2 separate regions of the Homo sapiens genome follow, and region 2 is linked to region 1. The links are chromatin loops, found by intact Hi-C in ENCODE. Cell type or tissue: Caco-2. All regions are shown on one strand. Each heading gives the region's core, and the rest is flanking DNA. Links, peaks and the distances in the headings are about the cores only. Region 1 overlaps RNASE4 (ribonuclease A family member 4). Region 2 holds the start of RNASE1 (ribonuclease A family member 1, pancreatic).

Region 1 (8,348 bases), core at 169-8,168:
ATCCCCACAATGATCAGACGCCAAGGGAAGACTATCTTCCCGAGTCCGTGACTGGTGTCTGAGTTTTGGGTCCATGGATAAAATGCGTCTCCTTTGTCTCTACTAGAGAGGAAAGAGAACTGGAATTGGAAGGACAGGGAGATTGAAGGGTAGCAAGAGAGGCTGGAGAAGACAGTGAAAAGACCGCTTACCCAATTTGAAATGGGTGAGATGTTCCTTGGGCTGGTTGGTCTGAGGACCTGAGGTCATAGGTGGACCTCCTCATGGAGTGAAGGCGAGGACAGGGGACCAGTCTCCTGAAGGAGTCCCCCTGTTCTGGGTCTTCGGCACTAAATGCCACACGCGTCCATGTGAAGAGACCACCAAACAGGCTTTGTGTGAGCAATAAAGCTTTTTAATCACCTGGGTGCAGGCAGACTGAGTCCAAAAAAGGAGTCAGCAAAGGGAGATGGGGTGGGGCAGTTTTATAGGATTTGGGTTGGTAGTGGGAAATTACGGTCAAAGTGGGTTATTCTCTAGCGGGCAGGGGCGGGGGTCACAAGGTGCTCTGGTGGGGAGCTCCTGAGTCTAATTGTCCAGGAGAAGGAATGTCACAAGGCTAATTGATCAGTTAAGGTGGGGCAGGAACAAATCACAGTGGTGGAATGTCATCAGTTAAGGCAGGAATTGGTTATTTTCACTTCTTTTGTGGTTCTTCAGTTGCTTCAGGCCATCTGGATGTATACGTGCAGGCTTGGGCTCAGAGACCTGACAGCTCCCTAATTTGCTTCTAAATATTCTAAGGGAGAAGGAAGAGCTGTGAGAATTGTCTTTGAGAGGAATCATTCTCTCTGGAGTAAATGAGACAAATCTTCTGTGTTGTGGTCATGGATCTGATAGGCATTAGTCTTTGACCAGAGTTTATGAGGTTATTAAGGTGCATGCATGTTTATAAACTAAACAAGAATTTAAAAGTCAGAGAAAAAAAATAATACCATAGCACAGTCTTCTCAGGTACCTTCGGTTTAGGTCCTTTATTACAAGGAAAACATAAAAAATCTTTCAATCAGTAAGAGCACATAAGTCTTAATGATCTAGTACATTTTTTAGTACTTTGACTTACTAGGGTGATTCAAAGTTTCAGGAAAAAGAAAATTCCCAGTATCATTTTCTTAATCTTATTAAACCCAAACATAAGAATGCCAAAAAATACAGAGCTCACATTTTGCTGGCATACATTTCCAAATTTTTAATGCCTCCCTGACAGGTGAATTTTAAGGATAAAAAAAGCAGACACTTTCAAAACATTCCTTGTGATGAAGTAGAAAAAGCCCTGGATAAGTGGCCAGCTACACTGGATTTTTGTCTCAATTCTTCCATTAACTTTACAGTCTTCAGCAAATCCCTTAACTTTGAGCTTCTATATGTAGTGACATCATTATAAGTGCTGTGGTATTAAAATGTGATAAACATAGATGAAAGCATTTTGAAATGTTTGAAATACTACATAAATACACATAATAACTAAATTCCACAGGATAGGATCTGAGAGAGCTAAGCTGACCAGTATTATAAAAGGAAGCTTATTACAGAAAAGCCCAGCCTCATTCATTACAGGTTTATGTCTCCATATCTCTTTGGTGCAATGTATTTAATAGAATGAGTTATATAGAGAAAAAGAGTAGGAAATGAGCTGAGGAGACAGAGCCTGGGACAGCTCAAATGCATTACTCACTGCTATTTAAGGAGTAAGTGTAAGGTCAACCACTCGCGATAATCCCTACATGGTGGCATCTAACCGTCAAAGTGCACAGGCACCTGTGGGTTACCCTCACAGGCAATGACAACACGTCTAGTGCTCGCTATGGCCCGATATCTGCAGTTGGGTGCCCTGGAACTTCCTGTGTCCCTGCAATCTGTGACCTTCACTACACCCTCATGGCAGTTCATCTTGCCGTTCTTGCATTGGATATTGGTGGTGCTGCAGATACTACGAATGTTCCAGATATCTTCATGGATGAAGGTGTTGAAGCGCTTGCAGTGATACAAAGTCATCTTCCGTCTTTGCATCATCAAGTTGCAGTAGCGATCACTGCCACCTGTCTCCTCAGGGTGCACGTGTTGCCGCAGGAATCGCTGGTACATGCCATCCTGGCCATAGGAGGGCTGGACCAGCCCCAGCCCCAGCAGGGTCAGCAGCAAAAGCAGAAGCAATGAATGGGTCCTCTGCAGAGCCATCAGTATCTTAGAGGTGCCTAGAAAAGAAAGCAAGGGGCAGGAGAAATAAGGTAAGAACTGGGCACTGGAAAAAGGTGTTGAGAATAGCAAGCCGGCATCCTGACTCCATAGTCTCCTCTTTCCTCCTTCTTATATGCACCATCTCCCCACTCATCTCTGCTACTTTTCCCACCCTTCTTCCTCAAGAGTGAGTAGTTTGCAAACATGATCTTTTCTGAAAGCAAGACCTTTCTCATTTACAGAGAGAAGTTGCTGTGGCCAGTACAATGACACAGGGCAGGGACTGACTGCGTGGCTGCCAGGTTTGTGTGGACAGAGTATAAAAAGAGAGAAAAGGTGAACCTACATGAAACTGCAGTTGTGTGTCTCTTGGGGGAACTCCGTAGGTGTATGATCTTTGGGGAGTGTTTGGTTCCCGGGAGGCTCCAATTCCCGACAGTTTGGATAGACTCAGCATACGTCACAGAAAGTTTACAAACTACTTTTAATACCTTACATCTGGGAATCTAGGTGGAGGAAGAGGACAGAGGAATATTTAGGCTTTGCCTTTCCTCTCACATGACTATTGTTTTTCTTTGTCATTAATTTTATTATTTTTCTTTTCTTTTTTGTCATGTGGCTATTATTCTAATGTGATTTAAAATCTATTCTAATTCTAGAATAATATATGTTATACATTAATTTAAAATGTATTATTCTAATTCTAATGTAAAATCAGGTCCTTTTGGAAATCCTTTTAATTCTATTTTTTAAAAAAAAGCAAAACCAGAATACCCAGTTACAGTTCTTAGAAGACAGTTGATAATAGCTACTGTTTGAATGAACTAATAAGTGAAATGAGTAAGCTAATGAACAAATGCAATTAAATGGATAGAGTAAAGATGTTTCCCAGGCTTATGAAATTGACTAATAAGAAAAGCTAAGAAATGTTTAAAAAATAAATTTAAACAGCACAATATTCTCAAAAGAAAACTTGGATTGTGTCTTCTTCTCCTTGCTGTTTCTATGCATAACCTAAAAAATCTAGGCCATGGAGATACATTGCTTTGTCTTGCATCTATTCTTGATGTTCCTTCTGTCTTGTCAATAGTTGTTGGTAGCTGTCTGTCTTCTCTGGTTGCAGCATCATTGTGTTGTCACCTCTTGGCAGTGAAAAATAGGCATATATTTTATAGCATTAAAAAAAAAAGCCAGAGTGGCAACAAAAAAAGCATTGCCATGTAGTTTCAGAACATTCATTGCTTTCATTGACAGATTAAAGAAAGGAATCCAGGCCTATCTTAGTCTACACCCTGTGCTCTTTCCACTATCTACTGCCTCTCTCATCCCACACCCAAAATATTCAGGATATCAAAGACATTTATGCTCAGAATTGCTACTTCCCAGCAGCAGAGTTTAATCAAGACTGGAGGTGGACTCACTCACCAACTGACTAGCCAGATGCTGCCATCTGGCCGTCACTCCTGGAATTGATGTGAATTGTGAATCGGCTTGATTCTTGCAGTGTAGCAGGGCTGATTCACTACAGCAAAGAAAAATCATCCCTGATTCAATAGGAAGTGAGCAACGCAAATTAGCAAGGGCAATGTTTTGAGAGTCAGGCAGCCCAACTCTGTATGTGCAGTCCAAGGACTGACCCCAGTTGAACTCCTAGTTTGATGTATATGGGTACTATTGTCTTTTGATTTCAAATTCTGCTTCGTAATGGTGGATCACACTGTGTGAATGACTGAAATGGCTTCCAAACGACCTGTACCTTACTTTGTTCTGCTGAAAGGCTACCTTTTCATTATTGATAATGAAAGCAGTATCAAACATGGATATTGTTCTTTTAAATGCCACCTCCTATATCCATAGCCATCTTTTGCCTTTGCACATAAAGATATCAAGCTGTATGTCATATCTGTGTGCCTGCAGCTGTAGATGTGAGATACAGTGTTAGGAAGAGAGGGAAGTAAAGAGGTTGTGGGAGGAAGGGCAGATGTTTGATTTCCTTTTTGCCCCAAGAACAATGCATACAACTTCTGAAGGTATACTTAGTACTTGGATTATAGCTTCAGCAGATCAATATACTTTGGTTTGCTCTTCCGGTGGCACCTCGAGTTTCCATGGTTTTATCTACTTTCTCTCATCCTGATTCTTTGTGACCAAAAATATGGTTTAGCAAGATGACTAGCTACAGAGAAAACCTCACCTATGCATGCGAGAGCAGACCCAGGACGTCAGCTTTTCTGCACTACTCAAGTAAACAAGACATAGAGAAATATTTGAGGACAGCAGGCCAGTGTGGATACCAATGGGTGCATCTCAAAGCTGTAGCTACAAGAGAAAATTGAATGATCTCCACATCATCCCAACGCACACTTTTGGGTCAGGATTTTCCCCAAACGCTTTCTCCACTGCACCACCCTGACTCACAGTAAGAACTTCTTTTGACACCGTGGTCTAAAAGACTGAGGCTGTGACCATGAGAAAATTACTTAATCTCTCTCAGCAGATTTCCTCATAAGCAAAATGAGCATGTAATACCTACCTCTTAGGGATGTTATGAAAAGAAAATCAATCTAAGCGCCTATAACAAGGCCTAGCACAGGGTAAATGCTCAGTAAATATTGGCAATTACTGCATTTTTTTTTTTTTACCACTTCCATTTTTCTTGGTTTCCTCTGCTTCTGTCAATCTGGATAAAATAATGAATGACTACAGAGTTGCATATATTATTGACTCCTCTTTATTTCGTAGAGCTAACTGTATTCTCAAGATATTGGAAGTCTGTTTTTAAACTATAAAATATCTCAGCTACTAGATTCCTAGAAAAATGTTTCTTCTCCAAATTGCATGGAATTTTCTTCCTTGCATGTCACTATTCTTCAAAGCATTTAGCATTTTGGAGTGTTCCTTCTTTTTCCTTGCAAAGCCAACAATCACAGCTGACCAGGACTTCAATTCTTCAATTGATTCACGCAGGATAAAATGACCTGCCTGTGACTTGACGTTTTATTTTAAACAGCTTGTGGTTGTGATAGAACAAGAGGCCCAGACCAAAAAGGACTAGGAATGCTTGCTCAGGTGCCAGTACCATCGGCAGGTCAGGAAACACTCCCATCCCACTGCCATGTGATTTCCTATGAAACAGCGATTTCCCTGAACACCAGAGCAAACTATGCGATGATAATGCTCCAAGCAGATGTTTGGAGAAGATGTGGGTTTTCACAGCTTATGCTGTGATCAATATAATAATGGTCCATGCCTTTCACTTGCCCTATCAAGGCCTTGAGTGGCAGCGATGATCTTGAGTAACTTTGCCTCACCTCAAGGAAATAGCACTGGTTGGAGAACTTGAGAAAAGGGCCCAAATAGTTTACCAGAAACTGGGACTTTCTCATTTCCTGAGAGGTTTTTGAGATTTGGTAATATGGCAAATTTTCTAGTGACAGAGGTTTGGAATACTTTTTCCTATTTTCTTAAGGAATGACAGTGTTTTCAGTTTTGAAACAGACTAACCCAAGGAAGAGAGATTCTTGTGCTAAGCACATACCAGCTACCTACTTCTCAAACCCATTCCTAAATTTGAATACTTTCAGTGAGGCTGGGCTCTCCTAGGTGGTACCTGGACAATGTTCTATAACCTGAGTATTGGGGAGCCACGGCTTTTGGCCCATTTCAGGGCAATACCAGGAGCAGGAGAAGCCACCATAGGGAATACTGAGACCACAATAATTATGTGTTCACAAGGCAGTGAAACTGGCGACTTATAACTAATTTATTGGCAACCACTTTCTAAATAAAATATCCAAGTACCTGTCAACAGAAATTAGTTAACAGGAAGCTAACCACTGAGTCTGTAGATTGAACAGTGTATTTTACAAAGAGTGTGTTAACCTAAGTTATGTTAACTTAAAAACAAATCTTGAGAATTGAGGAAGAATAAGGGATAAACTGGGATAAACTGGGATCTTTCTTTTTTTTTTTTTTTTGAGATGGAGTCTCGCTCTGTCGCCCAGGCTGGAGTGCAGTGGCGTGATCTCGGCTCAGTGCAACCTCCGCCTCCTAGGTTCAAGCGATTCTCCTGCCTCAGCCTCCCGAGTAGCTGGGACTATAGGTGTGTGCCACCACGCCCAGCTAATTTTCACATTTTTAGTAGAGACAAGGTTTCACCATGTTGTCCAGGATGGTCTTGATCTCTTGACCTCGTGATCTGTCCGCCTCAGCTTCCCAAAGTGCTGGATTACAGGCGTGAGCCACAGCGCCTGGCCGGAATCTTCTATAACTTCCCCAAAACATCACACTTGCCAGACATTAGTTGATAAAGTAAAAGATTACAGAGGAAATAATGTAATTGGTTTTTGAATTTTATATAAAATAACCATGACAAGAGAATATCCTGGGAGCATTCCATTCAAACATCAAAATTATCTCTCGCTTAAGACAAAAGGTGGCTACCCTGAATGAATTTTGGTATTCATGCTGGATTACATATGTGTATATGTGTGTGTGTGTGTGTAAGAGTGAGAGAAACTATAATAATCTGTTGGTATGTTGGTACTTGGTCCTTGGAAACTTCTCTCCAAGGTCTCATATTTGTAGAAGTAATATTAGCTTATTATTTGACAGAAAAAACAATTTGCCTATCTTGGAAATTCTGCTTAGTAGCTACGAGCCCTGGAATTTTTCCATCTCTCTCTGTAGATCAACATACCATACTTTCCTTCACAGAGAGGTAAAGTCTACCTCCCTAATGACTTGTAAAAACTGACTGATAAGGAAAAAGTGGCCCGGCTCAGTGGCTCATGCCTGTAATCCCAGCACTTTGAGAGGCCAAGGTGGGCGGATCTCCCGAGGTCAGGAGTTCAAGACCAACCTGGCCAAAACGGTGAAACCCTGTCTCTACTAAAAACACAAAAATTAGCCAGGTGTGGTGGTGCATGCCTGTAATCTCAGCTATTTGGGAGGCTGAGGCAGGAGAATCACTTGAACCCAGGAGAGAGAGGTTGCAGTGAGCCGAGATTGTGCCATTGCACTTAAGCCTGGGCGACAGAGTGAGACTCCATCTCAAAAAAAAAAAAAAAAAAAACGAAAAGAAAAGAAAAAGGCATTTCTATCCTATGCAGTCCTCTCAGGGAGCAGCCAAGTAGAGAAAATGGGGGAAAGATCAATATGCCCAGAATCAGTGAGAAGACTCTGATTCTTACTGATATCAAGACATTTTTATTTATTAAACATGTTGTCAAACAGAAAACAAAAGGTCCAGGTAGCTCTTTCTTTGGGCCCTTGGCAATGAATGTTGCCACCACTGTTCTGGGTGCAGAGGGGAAATGGAAGGCAAGGACAGCAGAGCCAGCACTTGACCAGGGGCCCGCTGGTTACGGACGACGGAAAATTGACTGATCCAAGTGGACAGGTAAGCCATTTTCACAAGCAACAACAACGTTTCTGAACCCCGCTGTGGCTCGGTACTGGCATGGAGGCCAGGGGGAACCTCCATGTAGCTTGCAAGTGGTGACCTGGAAAGAAGACTTGCTTATTCTTAGGTTTTCTCTGTGAGGGTTTCCATTCTTGTTTTCACAGATGGCCTTGATGCTGCGCTTGTTGCCATGAATAAATGTGTTGATGTCTTTGCAGGGTGAGGTCAGGCCCCGTCTCCTCATGATGCTTTCACAGTATCTGTCATCCCGGCCCTGTGGTTTGGCATCATAGTGCTGGGTCAGGAAGTGTGTGTACCTGGAGTTATCCTGAGCCAGGGTCGGTGGGGTCAGACCCAGACCCAGCACGAAGACCAACAACAAAACGCCCAGGCCCATCACCATCTCTTCCAACACAGGCTCCTGCGGAGGGCAAAAGGAGGTGTGGTAGACCCAAGAACAGCATCACCAAATTAGGCCAAAAGGACAGGAGCTTTGCTCTCTGACACGGCATCATGAATCAGATCTTTTCCACCACCAAATTTTATATTCTATTTTCCCTTCCTCATTAACCTCACACTTCGTCAATCCCTTCCTGCGGAACGTCTATTTAATAGTTTCCTGAGCACAACCTCTAGCTCCAACCGTTCTTCCCCATCCCTTAGAATCACTGAGTATTTCTCTATCAGTCGTAACATTACAAAATCCACTCTCACTCTTTAATTCATG
Region 2 (8,348 bases), core at 220-8,219, 100 kb before region 1:
GCACGAAGGGATATTTTGATAATTCTTAGAGGTATCCAAATTGTTACTCAGCAAAAAAACAGGTCTCTTTCTAGGAGGGCATTCTGCTGCTAATAAATATGATATTCTTTGTATTTTTTCCCCAAAAAGAATTTGAGATTTGGGATTTAAGTTTATCTTTAGTTCCTCTACTCAATTCCGACCTACAGGGTCAGTGGTTACTGTAGATAAGAACAGCCCCATCCTCTCGATGCCCCCAGAGCAGGGGTGGAGGGTGGGTGGGAAGTGGCCAGAACTGGGTGAGCGCACCCTAGAGGCCTCCTCCTCCTCCCTATTCAGTTACTCCCCCTTTCTTCTCCAGATCTGGGAAGCCTTCCAGCTGGGGGCAGCAGGACAGCCTCCATTCCCCCCGACCCCGCCTCCCATCCCCGGGAGAGGTAGCGTTGGGAGAATGCCCTCCTAGAAAGAGACTTGGGTTTTGCTCCCTAGGAGCCCTGGAATAGCTTTGGCCAGAATTCCCTATCTCCCATTAGAACCTCTCCTTTGCGTCCTTTGTTAACCTCCAAGTCTACTTGGTGAAAACGCCCACGAAGAAGTAACAAGGACTTTGTTCCTAGTGTGCCAGGTTTGGGCACCAGTGCTGTAGTGGCTTTCTCTGCTGCTCCTTGTGCATCAGCAGACAGATGTGGTTCACATAGGAAGAAAGACTAACGTAGGCAAAGATTTGCTCTTTCTTCAGCAGCCCTAGAAAGACGGCGGCCTGGGTGATTCACCACTCCTTCCTCACGTCCTTGATTTTATTTGAACTGAGCTCCAGATGCTCCTCCCACCCTTTTCCTCTTGGAAGCCAAACCCCTTTGTAATCTGTATAAGGTCCACACCCCGGGAGCTGAGTGATTGCAGAAACTGGCCTTCCATCTCTCTCAGACACCAAGCTGCAGATCCAGGTAAGCAGCCCAAGAGGTGTTCTCAGGTGCCGCTTCTGCTTCAGGGTTGCAGAAGAGGGAGCTAGGGCCAGTCCACAGCACTGAGAAAGATTGGGTGATGCTAGCGCTGAAAAAATGTGGCCCAGGCAAACATCAGCTGGGGGCAGAGGGGTCAGGGTGGAACGTGCAGGCTGCAGAGCATCCATGGGACTGGAGAAGAAGGAGCCTCCAAATTGGGGGAGGCCAGCGTTTCTCTCTGGAATACAATGGAATCTTTTATGATGCCAGTGTCAGGCACTGGCCTGAGTTCCCTTATGCTCCAAGACAACAAGGCTCTGTCACCCATGGCCCTGGATGTCGGGGATACAATTTGGTTCATGATTTATTCAAACTGATGTTTCGATGAGCCATTTGAGCACTGGGTACAAATGTATTTTGGATCAAAGAAACTCCAGTATTCAAAGATAGGAACTGACAGGATTTTAGGTCACTTTGTAGGTCACCACCTAGAGGGGAGGAAGACCTCGCTTTGGAGAGTGGGAATAAAACGCTCGTGGAAAAGGGTACACGTGAGTGTCTCATTACACGAAAAACCTCAGGAAGTAGGATGGACGTCTTTCTGGCTGACCTGAAACAGAAAGTGTAAACCAGGCAAGCCATAGGTGGGAGCTGGAGTTCTTTTTCTAAGAGGGCTCTTTTCCTTCTCTCTCCTTTTCTCAATTAGGCTTTTCTGGGAAAGTGAGGCCACCATGGCTCTGGAGAAGTCTCTTGTCCGGCTCCTTCTGCTTGTCCTGATACTGCTGGTGCTGGGCTGGGTCCAGCCTTCCCTGGGCAAGGAATCCCGGGCCAAGAAATTCCAGCGGCAGCATATGGACTCAGACAGTTCCCCCAGCAGCAGCTCCACCTACTGTAACCAAATGATGAGGCGCCGGAATATGACACAGGGGCGGTGCAAACCAGTGAACACCTTTGTGCACGAGCCCCTGGTAGATGTCCAGAATGTCTGTTTCCAGGAAAAGGTCACCTGCAAGAACGGGCAGGGCAACTGCTACAAGAGCAACTCCAGCATGCACATCACAGACTGCCGCCTGACAAACGGCTCCAGGTACCCCAACTGTGCATACCGGACCAGCCCGAAGGAGAGACACATCATTGTGGCCTGTGAAGGGAGCCCATATGTGCCAGTCCACTTTGATGCTTCTGTGGAGGACTCTACCTAAGGTCAGAGCAGCGAGATACCCCACCTCCCTCAACCTCATCCTCTCCACAGCTGCCTCTTCCCTCTTCCTTCCCTGCTGTGAAAGAAGTAACTACAGTTAGGGCTCCTATTCAACACACACATGCTTCCCTTTCCTGAGTCCCATCCCTGCGTGATTTTGGGGGTGAAGAGTGGGTTGTGAGGTGGGCCCCATGTTAACCCCTCCACTCTTTCTTTCAATAAAACGCAGTTGCAAACACCTGATTTCTGAAGCGGTTCTGTCTAGGTACTGTTTCTGGCATTGCCTTCCAGCAAGGGGTAAGAACTGTAAATCTGATTCACTTTGGAGAACGGTGAATGGAGTAATTAAATGCCTTCCCTTCTGACTTGGATTTTAGTGGCTTGAGAAAATTCCTTTCCTTGTAGATTCCCTGATGCCAAACATAAAACTGTTAAGTGTGGGCTGTTTTAGACAAAAGGGAGCTACAGCCTGGGACACTGCCATGCAGGGTGAACTGACAGAGGGGTGAAGCTCAAATACAATCATTCTCTGGCACAGAAGGAAGGCAAGTGTGACCTCAGGAAGATCCTGCTTAGCCTCAGGGTGGGGAAGAGGACTCAATGAAATTATGATCCTAAATTTCCATTTTCCTTTTTTTTTTTTGAGTGAGCTATTACTAAATCAGAAAAATGGGCACCTCTTAGTTGGAAAGCCAGAACCTTACATTTTAGAGCCAGAAGTGACTTTGGAGAGCACGGAATTGAGGGATAGCAAGTAGATTTCAGTTTGTGTACCAACTCTAATTGGAAGTGCCGGTCGGGCGTGGTGGCTCACACCTATAATTCCAGCACTTTGGGAGGTTGAGGCAGGTGGATCACCTGAGGTCAGGAGTTCAAGACCAGCCTGACCAGTATGGTGAAACCCCCTCTCTACTAAAAATACAAAAAGTAGTGGGGCGTGGTGGCAGGTGCCTGTAATCCAGCTACTAGGGAGGCTGAGGCAGGAGAATCACTTGAACCTGGGAGGCGGAGGTTGCAGTGAGCTGAGATGGTGCCACTTCACTCCAGCCTGGGCAATAAGAGTGAAACTCTGTTTCAAAAAAAAAAAAAAGGAAGTGCCTACCCAAAATGCTGTAGCAAAAAATTCTGGACAGTGGTGTGGTTGAACAACAGCCTCTATCGAAGGCACGAGAGGGGGAAGGGTGTGTGTGCCACACATTTGCCATCCCTGACCAAATGTGACCCCTGCCTTTCCGGTGACTTGCACATGGCTTGTTGCTAGTTAGTGGCACAGCCGGGACTACACCCTAGGTTTCCTGACTTCCAAGCCATTGTTCTAACTCAGGAAGCCATTGCTCTAACTCAGGAAGAAAGCTCCCCTCCTCAGTAAGTGCTGTGGAGCGGTAGCTCTCTCCCAGAGCTTGCTGGTGGGCTCTCACAGGCTCCCAGTGTTCTTAGCCTGTGAGTCCACTCCACTCTTGGCAACCCTTCCTGACAGCCACTGAAAGACTACCTTTGGCATCTGTCAACACTTAACCTGGGAGGCAGAGGTTGCAGTGAGCCGACATCGCGCCACTGCATTCCAGCCTGAGTGACAGAGCAAGATTCCATCTCACAGGGTGGGGGGTGGGGAAGCTTGCCATATAAAGAATACTTTCTGCAGGGCCTGTGCGGAGATCCACTGTCTTGTGGCTGCCTGAGACATGGCTTCTATTTGTAAGTCCCTATTAAATGTTTCTTTCTGAGAAACTGAACTTGTCATGAAGTGGGATTTAAGGAACCAGAGAGACCAGATGGCGTGCAGGAGGGTGTTTATTTTAAGGTGTACACTGGCCCAGCGGACTTGTGTCCTAAAAGGCTGAGCCCAAGAACAAAGAAAATGAGTCCCTTTTAAGCATTTTGAGGCAGGAACTAAGTGAAGCAGGCTTACAGAAGTGAGAACAAAAGGCCGCTGTGACACTTTTGGAACATGTCTTACATCTCTGTGAGAACTTGGTTTGCAGCTTATGCTTATCTGTCTTGTGACCTTGCAGCTGTGCAGGGAAGAAAGAAACAGGAGTTTACAGAGCCTACAAAATATGTGGAGGATAGATATGGTTAACGTTTCTTGGGACAGACAGTTAATATTCTCTTCTAACTTTAACTTCAGGGGGGCTACTTAAATTCTTTTCAGCCTTGGTTAATACAGCAATTCATTCTATGAGCTATTGTTATTTCTCTTATTATTATTACGTATGCTATTATTTGTTATTTTCTTAGTTTCCTACTTCAGTCAAGCCCTTTCTTTGGCCTCTCATCTCCCTCAGCCCTTGGGGGTACATTGGCATAGACCTGCTCACTGCAGAACAAGGAAGGAGGAAGCAGGAGAAACCAAACCTGCCATACCGTGTTCTTGAACTTCTGGCCTCCAGTGAGAAAATGAATTTCTGGCTGGGCATGCTGCCTCACGCCTGTAACCCCAGCACTTTGGGAGGCTGAGGCAGGAGGATTGCTTGAGCTCAGGAGTTCAAGAGCAGCCTGGGCAACATAGTGAGACCCCCGTCTCTACAAAAAAATATTAAAAAATTAGCCAGGCAAGGTTGCAAACACCTATAGTCCCAGCTACTCGGGAGGCTGAGATGGAGGATCACTTGAGCCTTGGGGGTCGAGGCTGCGCTCCAGCCTGGGCAACAATGAGACCCTGTCTCAAAATTTTAAAAAATAAATAAATAAATAAATGCATTTCTATCGTTTGAGCCGCCCATTTTGTTATGGCAGCCCTAGGAAATGAATACACCCTTTAACCAATTCTTCCACTTCTCTTGGATTGCATCCGTAGCTGCCCTGACACATCCCTATGGCGGGCTGGTCTAAATTAGATGCCACGGTGGTGGGGATGGGGTGGCTGTGGGGTGAATAGAAGTGTCTGTGGGGACAAATGAACATCTACTTCTTCCTGGGACAGCTGGATGGAGTGGAGGGACTTTAGAAACCGTTAACAGGTCTTAGGGAACTGGCCCTGCGTCCCTTCTGAGGCTGCTGTAAGGGGAAAAGAAAAAGTAGGGGCATGAAAGCCCTTGGCAAGATGTGAAGCGAGGCAGCCTTCGTGCATGCTTGGTCAGTTGTGTACCTCCAGCTAGTTAGTGTGCAACAGCCCTCACGCTTCCTCTGCAACTTCTCCCCTGCCATCAGCTGAGCTTTCATGTTCTCAGTTCATGTTCTCGGTTCATGAGTGTTCATGTTCTCAGTTACTCTTGGAATATGGTTCAATTCAGAAATTCCCAATGCACTATTAATGAACATAGAGAGACGGATATACTATTCTACCAAAAAAAAAATCTGCCCTTTTAAAATCCAGGGAATGTCTGGACATACACATTCTTAAGTCAAAGGAACATTTTTCTAGCATTTGTGAAAGAAGGAGTGAATGAATGGAGGTTGGAAGGAGTGCAGTAGTTACAAAGATTGGCTTATTTTTTATGGGTCTAGCCTGGATTTTAAAAACCTGAGACAGGATAACAACTCCAAGTGCCTGTGGGACTTCTGTAAAATGGAAATATTCATAACACTTAATTAGAAGTACTGTGGTAAAGATGACATTCAGAGAAAGCGTAGTGTTCAGCGTTCTGTGGACACTCAGAAAGTTAGCCACTATCACCGAGGCATGGGGTATGGTGTTTCAGAGCCTTGGCTCTGGAGTGAAACAGACCTGTTTCACACTCCACTGTGCCTTTTGGGAGTAGTGTGGCCGCAGGCAGGGAACGTAACTTTTTTAACATCAGGTTCCCTATGTAAAATATCATGATAAACATGGTATCAACTTCAGAGATTTGTTGAGGATTAGTTGAGGTCACATATAAAAAATATTTAGGACAATGTCTGTCCATAATAAAAGCTATTACTCTTAGAATCAAGAATCATACATCCTATTCTATCACTTGCATGCAACCAATCAAGACTGGGGACAGAATTGACAATGTCTCACTACAGTTTTCTGTATTTATAATTCAAGGTGCCAACATATGATTTTTGTTTGTTTGAGGGCCTCAGATGAAAGAGGGGCCAGGAACATTAGTACTGGAACTCACAGGAGTATGAATTCTATCATCCCAAGAGAGGGGATAACCAGAGATCTAGAAAGCACAGAAGATCAGGCAGAGACAGTAGAAAGGCCTAAACTTGATTTCAAGAACCGACTCTCAAAAGAGTGAGTATAAAACCAGTGTATACACCAAGTACAGTCATGTGTTGCTGAATGATGGGGATACAATGTGTCATTGAGTGACTTCATCATTGTTGGGAACCTTACAGACTATATTACCTAAAACTAGGCAGTATAGCTTGCTCTACATCTAGGCTATATGGTATAACCTATTGCTCCTAGGTTACAAACCTGTTCAGCAGTTTACTGTACTGAATACTATAGGCAATTGTAACACAATGGTAAATATTTGTGTACATAAACATAGATAAGTTACAGTAAAAATATGGTATAAAAGGTAAGAAATGGTACACCTCTGTAAGACACTTATGTGTGGAGCTTATAGAATTAGAAGCTACGGCCAGGTGCAGTGGCTCACGCCTGTAATCCCAGCACTTTGGGAGGCCGAGGCGGGTGGATCATGAGGTCAGGAGTTCGAAACCAGCCTGGACAACATGGCAAAACCCCGTCTCTACTAAAAATACAAAAATTAGCCAGGCATGGTGGCATGTGCCTGTAATCCCAGCTACTCAGGAGGCTGGGGCAGGAGAATCACTTGAACCTGGGAGGCAGAGGTTGCAGTGAGCCGAGATCGTGCCACTGCACTCCAGCCTGGGTGACAGAGCAAGATTCGGTCTCAAAAAAAAAAAAAAAAATTAAAAGTTGCTCTGGGTGAGTCAGTGGGTGAGTGGTGAGTGATTGTGCAGGCCTAGGACATTGCTGTGCACTACTGTAGACTTTATAAACACTGTATCATTAGGGCACACTGAACTTATGAAAAAATTTTCTTTCTTCAATAATAAATTAACCTTAGCTTACTTTAACTTTTAAACTTTATACATTTTTAAATAAAAAAAATTTTGACTCTTTTATAATAACACGTAGCTTAAAACACATTATACAGCTGTACAAAAATGTTTTCTTTGTATCCTTATTCTATAGCTTTTTTCTTCTTCTTCTTTTTTTTTTTTTTGAGACAGGATCTCGCTCTCTTGCCCAGGCTGGAGAGCAGTGGCACAATCTTGGCTCACGGCAACCTCTGCCTCCCCACCTCAGCCTCCTGAGTAGCTGGAACTACAGGCATGTGTCACCATGCCAGCTAAGTTTTGTATATTTTGTAGAGACAGGGTCTCACCATGTTGCTCAGGCTTATCTGTTTTTTTTTTCTATTTAAAAAAATTTTTAAACTTTTTTGTTAAAACTAAGATACAGGCTGGGTATGGTGGCTCACACCTGTAATCCCAGCACTTTGGGAGGCCGAGGCAGGTGGATCACCTGAGGTCAGGAGCTTGAGACCAGCCTGACCAACATGGCAAAACCCCGTCTTTATTAAAAATACAAAAATTAGCTGGGCGTGGTGGCACATGCCTGTAATCTCAGTTACTTGGGAGGCTGAGGCAGGAGAATTGCTTGAACCCAGGAGGCAGAGGTTGCAGTGAGCTGAGATTGCGCCATTGCCACTATATATATATGTATATATATATTATATATATACACATATATGTATGTATGTGTGTATGTGTGTATATGTGTGTGTATATATATACACACACATATATAAATTATATATATTATATTATATATATTATATTATATATGTGTGTGTATATATACACACGTGTATATATATACACACGTGAGTATATATACACGTGCGTATATATACACATGAAATGTAACATAACATTTTCTTTTTTTTTTTTGAGTTGCTCTGTCTCTCAGGCTGGGGTGCAGTGGCATGATGTTGGCTCACTGTAACCTCCACCTCCTGGATTCAAGAGATTCTCCTGCCTCAGCCTCCTGAGTAGCTGGGACTACAGGCACACACCACTATGCCCAGCTAATTTTTGTGGTTTTAGTAGAGATGGAGTTTCACCAAGTTGGCCAGGCTGGTCTCAAACTCCTGACCTCAGGTGATCCACCCGCCTTAGCCTCCCAAAATGCTGGGATTATAGGTGCGAAGTACTGCGCCCAGCCTAACATAACATTTTCTAAGTAACATTTGGGTCAAAGAAGAAATCAAAAGAAAAAAATTAAAATATATACAATATATAAAAAATTGGGT

What was found. Hi-C counts contacts between places; a loop is a spot of excess contacts. Peaks named below come from ENCODE experiments on the same cell type or tissue, not always from the same donor. Only the 100,000 strongest peaks of a DNase experiment are listed, where the experiment ranks them.
Region 2: it touches region 1 in a loop (3.0-fold over the local background); 12 of 110 quality-filtered maps call a loop at or near these places.

What each region holds. Positions count from the first base shown.
Region 1 is chr14:20,693,241-20,701,588 of GRCh38, reverse strand. It overlaps RNASE4 (ribonuclease A family member 4), which reads right to left. Exons shown (of 2, transcript NM_002937.5): 2 at 373-2,234. The coding sequence starts at 2,217. The coding sequence ends at 1,774. It overlaps ANG (angiogenin), which reads right to left. Exons shown (of 2, transcript NM_001097577.3): 2 at 7,406-8,042. The coding sequence starts at 8,024. The coding sequence ends at 7,581. It overlaps EGILA (EGFR interacting lncRNA), which reads left to right. Exons shown (of 4, transcript NR_174964.1): 2 at 2,091-2,267; 3 at 2,460-2,553; 4 at 7,840-8,109. Among named protein-coding and RNA genes, the nearest start is that of ANG, 8.7 kb to the right of the region's middle. RefSeq lists a silencer at 1,773-1,938. In Caco-2, for the core only: a CTCF peak has its summit at 3,670; a DNase peak (open chromatin) is centred at 3,678.
Region 2 is chr14:20,795,375-20,803,722 of GRCh38, reverse strand. It overlaps RNASE1 (ribonuclease A family member 1, pancreatic), which reads left to right and starts at 879. Exons shown (of 2, transcript NM_002933.5): 1 at 879-926; 2 at 1,630-2,495. The coding sequence starts at 1,655. The coding sequence ends at 2,125. It overlaps LOC107984671 (a long non-coding RNA gene), which reads left to right and starts at 3,194. Exons shown (of 3, transcript XR_001750624.2): 1 at 3,194-3,819. All of the region lies in intron 3 of LOC105370397 (a long non-coding RNA gene), which reads right to left. In Caco-2, for the core only: no CTCF peak of the experiment used is centred there; DNase peaks (open chromatin) are centred at 802 and 3,662; H3K4me3 peaks cover 201 bases.